2 separate regions of the Homo sapiens genome follow, and region 2 is linked to region 1. A link is an interaction called in ENCODE POLR2A ChIA-PET data of the cell type or tissue named here. Cell type or tissue: MCF 10A. All regions are shown on one strand. Links, peaks and the distances in the headings refer to the core of each region. The heading gives the core; the rest is flanking DNA. Region 1 has its middle 63 kb from the start of TRD-GTC1-1. Region 2 overlaps TMPO (thymopoietin).

Region 1 (4,399 bases), core at 225-4,224:
AGGCTGGAGGTGGATTTCTTGATGTGTCCAGATCTTACTCTCTTAGTCACAATGTAGAGGCAGGAAAAGTCTCATTTAGCATTGTTGGACACATTTCACAAATCTTTGTCCCTTGTTGTGTGTTTCAGTGCAAGCACATGTAGACCATTTTTAAGCATTTCCGTTCCTCACCAGCTACCTGAATTCCCTCTGCCTGCATGAGGTCTGCTTGATGGAACTCCTGTTACTGATTGTCCTCTGCATTTTAGTGAACACACCTCTGATGTTGGACTATGCACTGTTGGTTCTATTGCCTGTCTGAAATTAATTTTATTTAATCAAAATAAAAACTTTAATCACATCTCTAATTATAAACCTCTCCTCCCATGTTCTCCCAGAGGCTTGAAGTAGGAAAGGAGGAGGTAAGATCTGCCTTTTTCTTCCACTCTCCACCTTTTTTTGTTTGTTGGTTTGTTTTTGAGACTGAGTTTTGCTCTTATTGCCCAGGCTGGAGTGCAATGGCGCGATCTTGGCTCACTGCAACCTCTGCCTCCCGGGTTCAAGCAATTCTCCTGCCTCGTCTCCCTAGTAGCTGGGATTACAGGCACCCACCACCATGCCTGGCTCATTTTTTTTGTATTTTTAGTAGAGACAGGGTTTCACCATGTTGGCCAGGCTGGTTGTGAACTCCGACCTCAGGTGATCCACCCGCCTCAGCCTCTCAAAGTGCTGGGATTACAGGCATGAGCCATCATGCCCAGCCCCACTCTCTACCTCTTGTCTCACTTGCTAGATGCTCTGGGATTAGCTAGGTAGGAGGAGCTAGAAGTTGAGAGCTATTTTTTTTCCTTTCTTTCTTTTTTTTTTTTTAACCTAGCCAGTCCTACTCTGCAAAAACCTCCTGTGCAGCAAACATCCAACGGACCAAGTCAGCTCCTTCAGCACATAGCCAGCAGGACATCATGGCTTATGTCTGAGCGTTCCAGAGCACAAACAGAGCCTCAGGTTTGCAAGGATAGAAGGCACCCTAAAGATCAGTTGTTTCACTGCTTCTCTTCTCCTGCTCTTTGAACTTGAATCCTCCCTCTTCATTGGTCTTCCAGGATACATATATGGCAGATCCTTAGGGGATCTCAGTACTTATTTTTTAAAAAAATATGTAAATGAGTTTTTTTAATGATTAAAAAAATTTTTTTCTTTTTCTTTTTTAATTTTCAAAAATTTTCCATAAGTTATTGGAATACAGGTGGTATTTGCTTATGTGACTAAGTTCTCTTTTTAAATTTTTTTTGAGATGGAATTTCACTCTTGTTGCCCAGGCCAGAGTGCAATGGTGCGGTCTCGGCTCACCGCAACCTCTGCCTCCTGGGTTCAAGTGATTCTTCTGCCTCAGCCTCCTGAGTAGCTGGGATTACAGGTATCCGCCACCACACCTGGCTAATTTTTGTATTTTTAGTAGAGACGGAGTTTCACCATGTTGGCCAGGCTGGTCTCAAACTCCTGACCCCAGGTGATCTGCCTACCTTGGCCTCCCAAAGTGCTGGGGTTACAGGCGTGAGCCACCACGCCCGGCCATGAGTAAATTCTTTGGGGTGATTTGTGTGATTTTGGTGCACCCATCACCCAAGCAGTATACACTGCACCATAGTGGTAGTCTTTTATCCCTCACCCCTCTCTGTCTTCCCACAAGTCGTCAAAGTCCATTGTATCGTTCTTATGCCTTTGCATCCTCATAGCTTAGCTCCCACATATCGGTGAGAACTTACGATGTTTGGTTTTCCATTCCCGAGTTACTTCACTTAAAGTATTAGTCTCCAGTCTCATCCAGGTGACTGCAAATGCTGTTAATTCATTCCTTTTTATGGCTGCATAGTATTCCATCATATATATATATATATATATATATATATATATATATATATATATATATATATATATATACCACAGTTTCTTTATCCACTCATCAATTGATGGGCATTTGGGGTGGTTCCACGATTTTGCAGTTGTAAATTGTACTGCTATAAACATGCGTGTGCAAGTATCTTTTTCGAATAATGATTTCTTCTCTGGTGGCACCTTATTCTGTTATGGAGATTTTCTTTGAGTTCTTTTGAGGGCAGGGAACAAATCTTAACCATTGCGTCAACATCAGCCCCAACTCAGAGCCTGAAGCCTTGCAGGAACTCAGTGAATGAATGAGTGAATGAATGAATGCATATTTTTGAGTCCCAAACTGGCTTCCCTGTAGTTTCCATAAGGTAGTCCTTGGGTAATTCAGAATGATTTAAATCCCCTCTCTACAGCATCACCTTTAACTATAAAAAGCTATCCTGTCCTAATTAAGTGTTTCATTCTGATTTGATATATTTTCAAACCCTTAAATGATATTCCCACACATCAGTTACAACCTTTTCTGTTTTAGTTATATAATCACCTCCTAAAGAATGTTCTGCTTTCTGGAAGACATTCAGCTTGAGGGTGGGGTGGAAGTGATTGTGTAACTATTGCAAAAGCCTGTGGTTTGAATCTTTCCAAAAGTCTTATCTCAGCAGCCCAGACGCAGTACTCTGCCAATAGTCACAGCTTCTCTGTTTCCCATTGTGTCATCTGCAGACAGCCCTGACGAGGGCGGAGAGCTCATATGGAAAGCGTCATGGTGTGTTTTAAGTGTAACAGAATATCAAATGGGACTTTTCATGGTGTCTTGAAATTTTATCTGAATCCCCAAAGTTGAGAGCAAGAGGTGATAATTATCCCCAGATTTCTGAATAGGATATTAGCACAGACATATCCATGCAGAAATTATGAAGCGACAGCAAAACTAGTATGGTGATTATCAACCTCAGTCATATCCTCCAGCTGAAAAGGAGGAAGGGGATTAGAAAGTGGCCTTGGGGTAGGGATAGTGTCATGGCATTTCCTGTTCTCTTCCTCTGGGGAAACTCTTGAGAGAGTTCAGGGCTCCTGTGGTGTCCTGGGATTGGAGTAGAGTGGAGGAGGAGAGATTATGAAGGAGTGGGTTTGTGTCTTCCGGCATTTAGGGACATAAATGAATGGAAACTAGGGTTTGCTTCCTGCCTGGTGAGTCTGGAATTTGGGGGGGTGGGTGTTGGTTGAAACCACCAGGGAATCCTAAATGAGAGGGTCATAGTGGAACCTGTTTACACAGCCAGAATTTGTAGTGGTGAGGGCATGCGTTTCCGAGGCACTACAATGGAAAACAGCTGGCCTTGAATCAGAAGTGCTGCCTATGGGGTGAAGGGACTCCAGCAATGAGCTGTTATATGCTGTACTTCTGAGCAGGAGCTGAGAAATTTGCAAGAAACTTCTGGGAGAAGGCTGGGCATGGTGGCTCATGCCTGTAATCCCAGCACTTTGGGAGGCCAAGGTGGGTGGTCACTTGAGGTCAGGAGTTTGAAACCAGCCTGGCCAACATGACAAAACCCTATCTCTACTAAAAATACAAAAGTTAGCTGGGTGTGATGGCGCATGTCTGTAATCCCAGCTACTCGGGAGGCTGAGGCAGGAGAATCTCTTGAACCTGGGAGGAGGAGGTTGCAGTGAGCTGAGATTGCACCACTGTACTCCAGCCTGGGCAACAGAAGGAGACTCTGTCTCAAAAAAAAAAAGAAACTTCTGGGAGAAGTGGGAGAGTGCACTGACTTTGAAGGGAGTTTTTCAGCCAGATGGTCCCCACAGAGAGCCTTCAAAAGCCCCACAAATGCTTCCCATTGGAGAGAGCCAGCATCTGGGCTCCTCCTACTGCAAGGCCATGGTATACTGTATTACAAGAGCATCTGCCACAAAGATATATTTGCCCTTCTTCCCTTAATCCCCCTGCTCCCTGACTGGACCCTGGAGAGCCCAGACACAGCAGAGCAAGAGGGAGCCATGTGAAAGAGTTGGAAGAAGAGCAGACAGTTCCTCCTTCCCATGCTGTAGGTCACCACACCAGGCTGAGACTGCACTGAGTACACGATTGAAGTATTTTTTTTTCTTTCCTTTTATTTTCAGGGACAGGGTCTCATTCAATTGCCCAGGCTGGAGTGCAGTGGTCTGATCATAGCTCACTATAACCTCAAACTCCTAGGCTCAAGAGATCCTTCTGCCTCAGCCTCCTGAGTGGCTAGGACTGCAAGAATGCACCACCATACCAAGCTAATTTTAAGTTTTTTGTAGTGATGGGGTCTTGCTATGTTGCCCAGGCTGGTGTTGGACTCCTGGCCTTAAGCAATCCCCCTACCCTGGCCTGCCAAAGCACTGGGAATACACATATGAGCCACGGTGCCTGGCCTGAAGTTTTTAATAGAAATGTTTAATGAGTTTTCATTCTTGAAAGTAATTTCAAAATCTATGAGATAAGCCCAAGATATTGCCCAGAGCTGGGGAAGGATGCTGTGATGTATCATATTCTGAAGGG
Region 2 (4,399 bases), core at 204-4,203, 92 kb before region 1:
GCATATTATTCTATTGAACAGTAAATACTCCTTATATCCTAATTAGAATTTTCTTAGTTTTGGAGAATTGTAAAAACATAAGTAAAGCAGGAAACAGAAAACAACTTAGAGACTAATATGTGATCTAGAAAGCGTTAAATTGTTTGTACCAGGCTTCCTATCTACGCAAATCTTTAGAAAAGACAAGTAGTTCTACACAGGCAATTACTTTTATACTGTAATTTGATGGGTAGAAGCTTAACATTTTGTAATTAGCCCTATCTGGAAACTAAAACAACCTTAACAGAAAAGAAAATGTTGGCATAAAGTACCTGAAAGATAAGATAGATGTCTTTTTGTCCTTAATTTTACTAGTGTTTATTTCCACGCTTTTTAATTACTTTGCATACTTCTCCTCCAAATAATGTTCCACCTTTAAAGGGAGTGGAAGCCAGCTTATTCTTAGAAGCTAAATTAATTTTGCAATCCTTCAGCCAGAGGTATCGACGACCTACAGTGGCATTTCCCATGGTATGGGCAGCCATCTTCACTTCATCAAATGCAGCTTCACAAATATATGAGGCTGCATCATATGTTTTGCTCAGAATCCCAAGCGCTTGGTGGGTACGACTAGGATCTGAGCTAAGAATCTGTGCAGCTTGACTAATGTCTGCCTGCATAGCCTTAGCTACAAAGGCAGTGTGAGTTGCAATCTGCAATGCTGATGCTGCAGCTTCATATGCTCTACAGAGTGCTAAGTCCAACTGCTGATTGCAAGACTCAGTGGAGGCTGCTTGAATACCTCCTAGTGGAGTGGCTTCAGAAATAAACCCTAGGATTTCATCATCTACTTTTGGAACTGATAATATCTGTGTTGCCTCCCTGGAAGAAACTGGATATTTGCATGCCAGTGAAGGCAGCTGCCTGTCAACTTGCTGCCATTCTTCTTCAATTACTTTTAAAATAGATTCATGGAAGGGAAAAGATAGTTCTGAGGCATCTATTTTATCATGCTGTGATTGCTTAGCCACTTCTAGACCTAAGGTAGTGAGTGAATGAGAGACAACAGTTTTGGCAAAAGAAGACATCAGTTCGGATCCAGGTATGTTCTGAAATGCCACAAAGGAACCTGAATCCCTTTCCTCCACTGACTTCTCACTCAGTCTAGGGACTTTTCTTGGAGGAGACAGGAATTCAGTTTCTTGAAACTTAGACTGATCAATTCTCTTCTGTATGTTTTCTACATCCAGTGGGGGCATAGAGTTAGAAGTTCCAGGCAAACTACCTACCCCACCCTGGACCAACAGAGAATTGACATAATCTCTGATTGCCTGGGCAAGTGGCGGAGAAATTAGTTGTGAGCTCTCAGACTCTTCTAGTGCTTTCCTTTTACTGGAGAGAGGCGATTGATCTGAAATATGGGACCTCTCAGGACATAATGGTTGAATTCCACTTTTCTCTCTACCGCAAATATTTTCTACTATGTCTTTATAGTAACCAGTGGTGGTTTCTTTAATCAGTGAAGGAGAAGCTGCAGTAGAGACCAACATGGCACTGTGTTCAGGCTGAGAAGATGACGAAGAACTTTTCTCTAAACACCTATCATGGCTAGACTTGCATGAAATAAACAAATTCCTTTCAGAGGCTAACTTCTGCAACTGTCCCCTGCCAGGCAAGTTTGTGGCAACAAGAGGCTCCCTAGGTAGGTCTCCCTTAGAAGTATGTACTTTCTTAGCTGCCTGTAGTTCGGTACTGCCCAAAGGAGGACGGGTGGAGATTTCAGGAAAAGAAATACCCTGAAAAAATCCACCACCAGAGGGAGTAGTTCCAAGTTCAGAAAAAGGAACAATATCCCTAGTGGACTTCACTTTCTTGTGTTCTTTCTTCTTTCCTGTAGAGGCAAAAGAGGCAGGAAGTTTAAGCATTACCTGTGTTTGAGCTGATTTTATTCTTTGCCTCTTTGCTAAAAATAGTGCTGTCAAAGGAAAAGACTATAATTTCATATTCTGAACTAATCTGCCAGATTTGCCCTGGTAGACAAAGCTTATTGAGATATAAACAATCTGGATCAAAATAAATAATCACAAGTCATATTAATTAAAAGTTTACAAAAATCAAGTTGTATTTATAATTTTTAAAGGACATTTATTTCACATACTATCCTTAAAAAATATTTAAACATCATGATCAAATTTTAAGATACTATACAGTCTACTAAAAATATAGTCAAAATATTTGCTTTAAAGTTGCCCTGAGGTCAGATTAACAAAAACTGCGAACAATTTAAATGCCTATCAATAGAGAACAGAGAAAATATGCCATATTTAAATGCTACCACTATGTATTAATTATGAAGAATAAACAGATATGTAATTAACAGGATTAGATTTCAAAAATAATGGAGTAAGAAAAAGCAAGTGATAAGATTTAGCATACTGTTTATATAAATTTTTTATTCTTAAAGTATAAAATAATACCATGTATTAGACAGATGTGTATGTGAAATATAAAACTTGAAAGACAGGCATTGAATTAATAATAGTAGTTACTTCTGTGGAGGTGATAGGTACAGGTAAGTACGAGAAACTTTGCCTTTACTTGTAATACTTTATTCTCTCAGAAAAATGAGATTTGTAGCAAAAAAGACAAAGTTAACTTGCAATTTCAGGTGATGGAAAATTATGAATTTGTACTATGTTGCTTCTTAGAATTTTCAATAAAAAGTATTTAAATCAAATTACAGAATTACTCTAATGACACGAATAAAATTTGTGTATCTTGCCAATATTGTTTTAAATTTTACTTTCTTCATGGTCACTGAATTTTGAGTGTGAAAAAATTCCATACATTTGATTAACATCATTTAAAATTTTACCTTCTTCATTGTCACTGTATCTGTCAGAATCATTACTTCCATTCTGCCTTGTATTTTCTGCTGAAGAAGAAATTGTTGGCAGAGGAGTAGAAGATCTTGATTCTGTTCCTTGTTCCCTCAGTTTCAAAAGCTTTTTCTCATATAGCTTCCTGGTTGTTCCTGGATTAAGGCAGAACTTGCTTTAGTACCTGTATTGTTTCATTTAGGATGCAGCTCAGACACTATCTTCAGCAACATTTTAAGCTATTTTCACCCTTTATTTTTCTAAACTCAAGTTCTTAAAAAAAAAAATACCATATAATGCGGCCAGACATAGTGGCTCACGACTGTAAACCCACCACTTTGGGAGGCTGAGGCGGGTACATTACTTGAGGTCAGGAGTTCGAGACCAGCCTGGCCAACACAGGGAAACTATCTCTACTAAAAATACAAAAATTAGCCGGGCATGGTGGCACACGCCTGTGATCCCAGCTACTTGGGAGGCTGAGACAGGAGAATCACTTGAAATTGGAAGGCAGAGGTTGCAGTGAGCTGAGATCGCACCACTGTCCAGCTGGGAGAGGAAGTAAGATGCTGTCTTAAAAAAAAAAAAAAAAAAAAAAAGGACGTGGTGGCTGATGCCTGTAATCCCAGCACCTCCAGAGGCCAAGGCGGGTGGATCACCTAAGGTCAGCAGTTCAAGACAAGCCTGACCAACATGGTGAAACCCAGTCTCTACCACAAATACAAAAAATTAGCTGGGCCTGGTGGTGGGCGCCTGTAATCCCAGCCACTCAGGAAGCTGAGGCAGGAGAACTGAACCCAGGAGATGGAGGTTGCGGTGAGCTGATATCGCACCATTGCATTCCACACAACTATATAATGCACTCTTTTTACAACAGGTGGTTTTTTGGGAAATGACATTTCTTTTAATAGCATGAAATACATAGTAGGTTAATACAGGCCTTTCTATAGACCATCTACTGAAAAGCCATGTATGACTATTTTTGACTGAAGTCTTGCATTTATTTTCTCTACTACTACGTAATAGTACTTGCCAAGGTAGAAAAATCACATGTAAGCGGATTGTACCTCTATGAAAAATAACTATGATTAAATTTCCACAACTCTAAGACATTAATATGCCTGTATTCAGTTATGGGGAAAAGAAAAGTTCTATAAATCAGATTTAAATATAACAACTTTGCAGTTAAAATGACCTTTTATGGAAAACACATATCACAAAGCAAAATTGATTACAAATTCTTAATACATTTGAACATCAGTGACAGTTTAAAACCAAAATAGATTTTGTTTTACATTAACTGTATTATCTTTCCTTAACTCCTGGTAAGATGAGCAAAATGATAATGGATATTTTTTAGAAGCAACATGTGTCCAGAAATGTTATATAAATAGCCTTAAGATGAACAGGTCATACATCAACATATAATTTAATGTAGGCTGATATTATAACACACATTTTTCAGTGTCTCCCTTTTGGAATTTCTTTTTTTTTTTTTGAGACAAGGTCTTGCTCTGTTGCCCAGGCTGCACTGCAGTGGT

What was found. Peaks named below come from ENCODE experiments on the same cell type or tissue, not always from the same donor. Only the 100,000 strongest peaks of a DNase experiment are listed, where the experiment ranks them.
Region 2: POLR2A ChIA-PET joins it to region 1 with 6 read pairs; 4 of 35 experiments call an interaction of 5 or more read pairs at or near these places.

What each region holds. Positions count from the first base shown.
Region 1 is chr12:98,438,358-98,442,756 of GRCh38, reverse strand. No RefSeq gene overlaps it. Among named protein-coding and RNA genes, the nearest start is that of TRD-GTC1-1, 63 kb to the left of the region's middle. In MCF 10A, for the core only: no CTCF peak of the experiment used is centred there; a DNase peak (open chromatin) is centred at 2,536.
Region 2 is chr12:98,530,294-98,534,692 of GRCh38, reverse strand. It overlaps TMPO (thymopoietin), which reads right to left. Exons shown (of 9, transcript NM_001032283.3): 3 at 2,855-3,013. Among named protein-coding and RNA genes, the nearest start is that of TMPO-AS1, 16 kb to the right of the region's middle. In MCF 10A, for the core only: a CTCF peak has its summit at 1,782 (motif pointing right); a DNase peak (open chromatin) is centred at 1,792.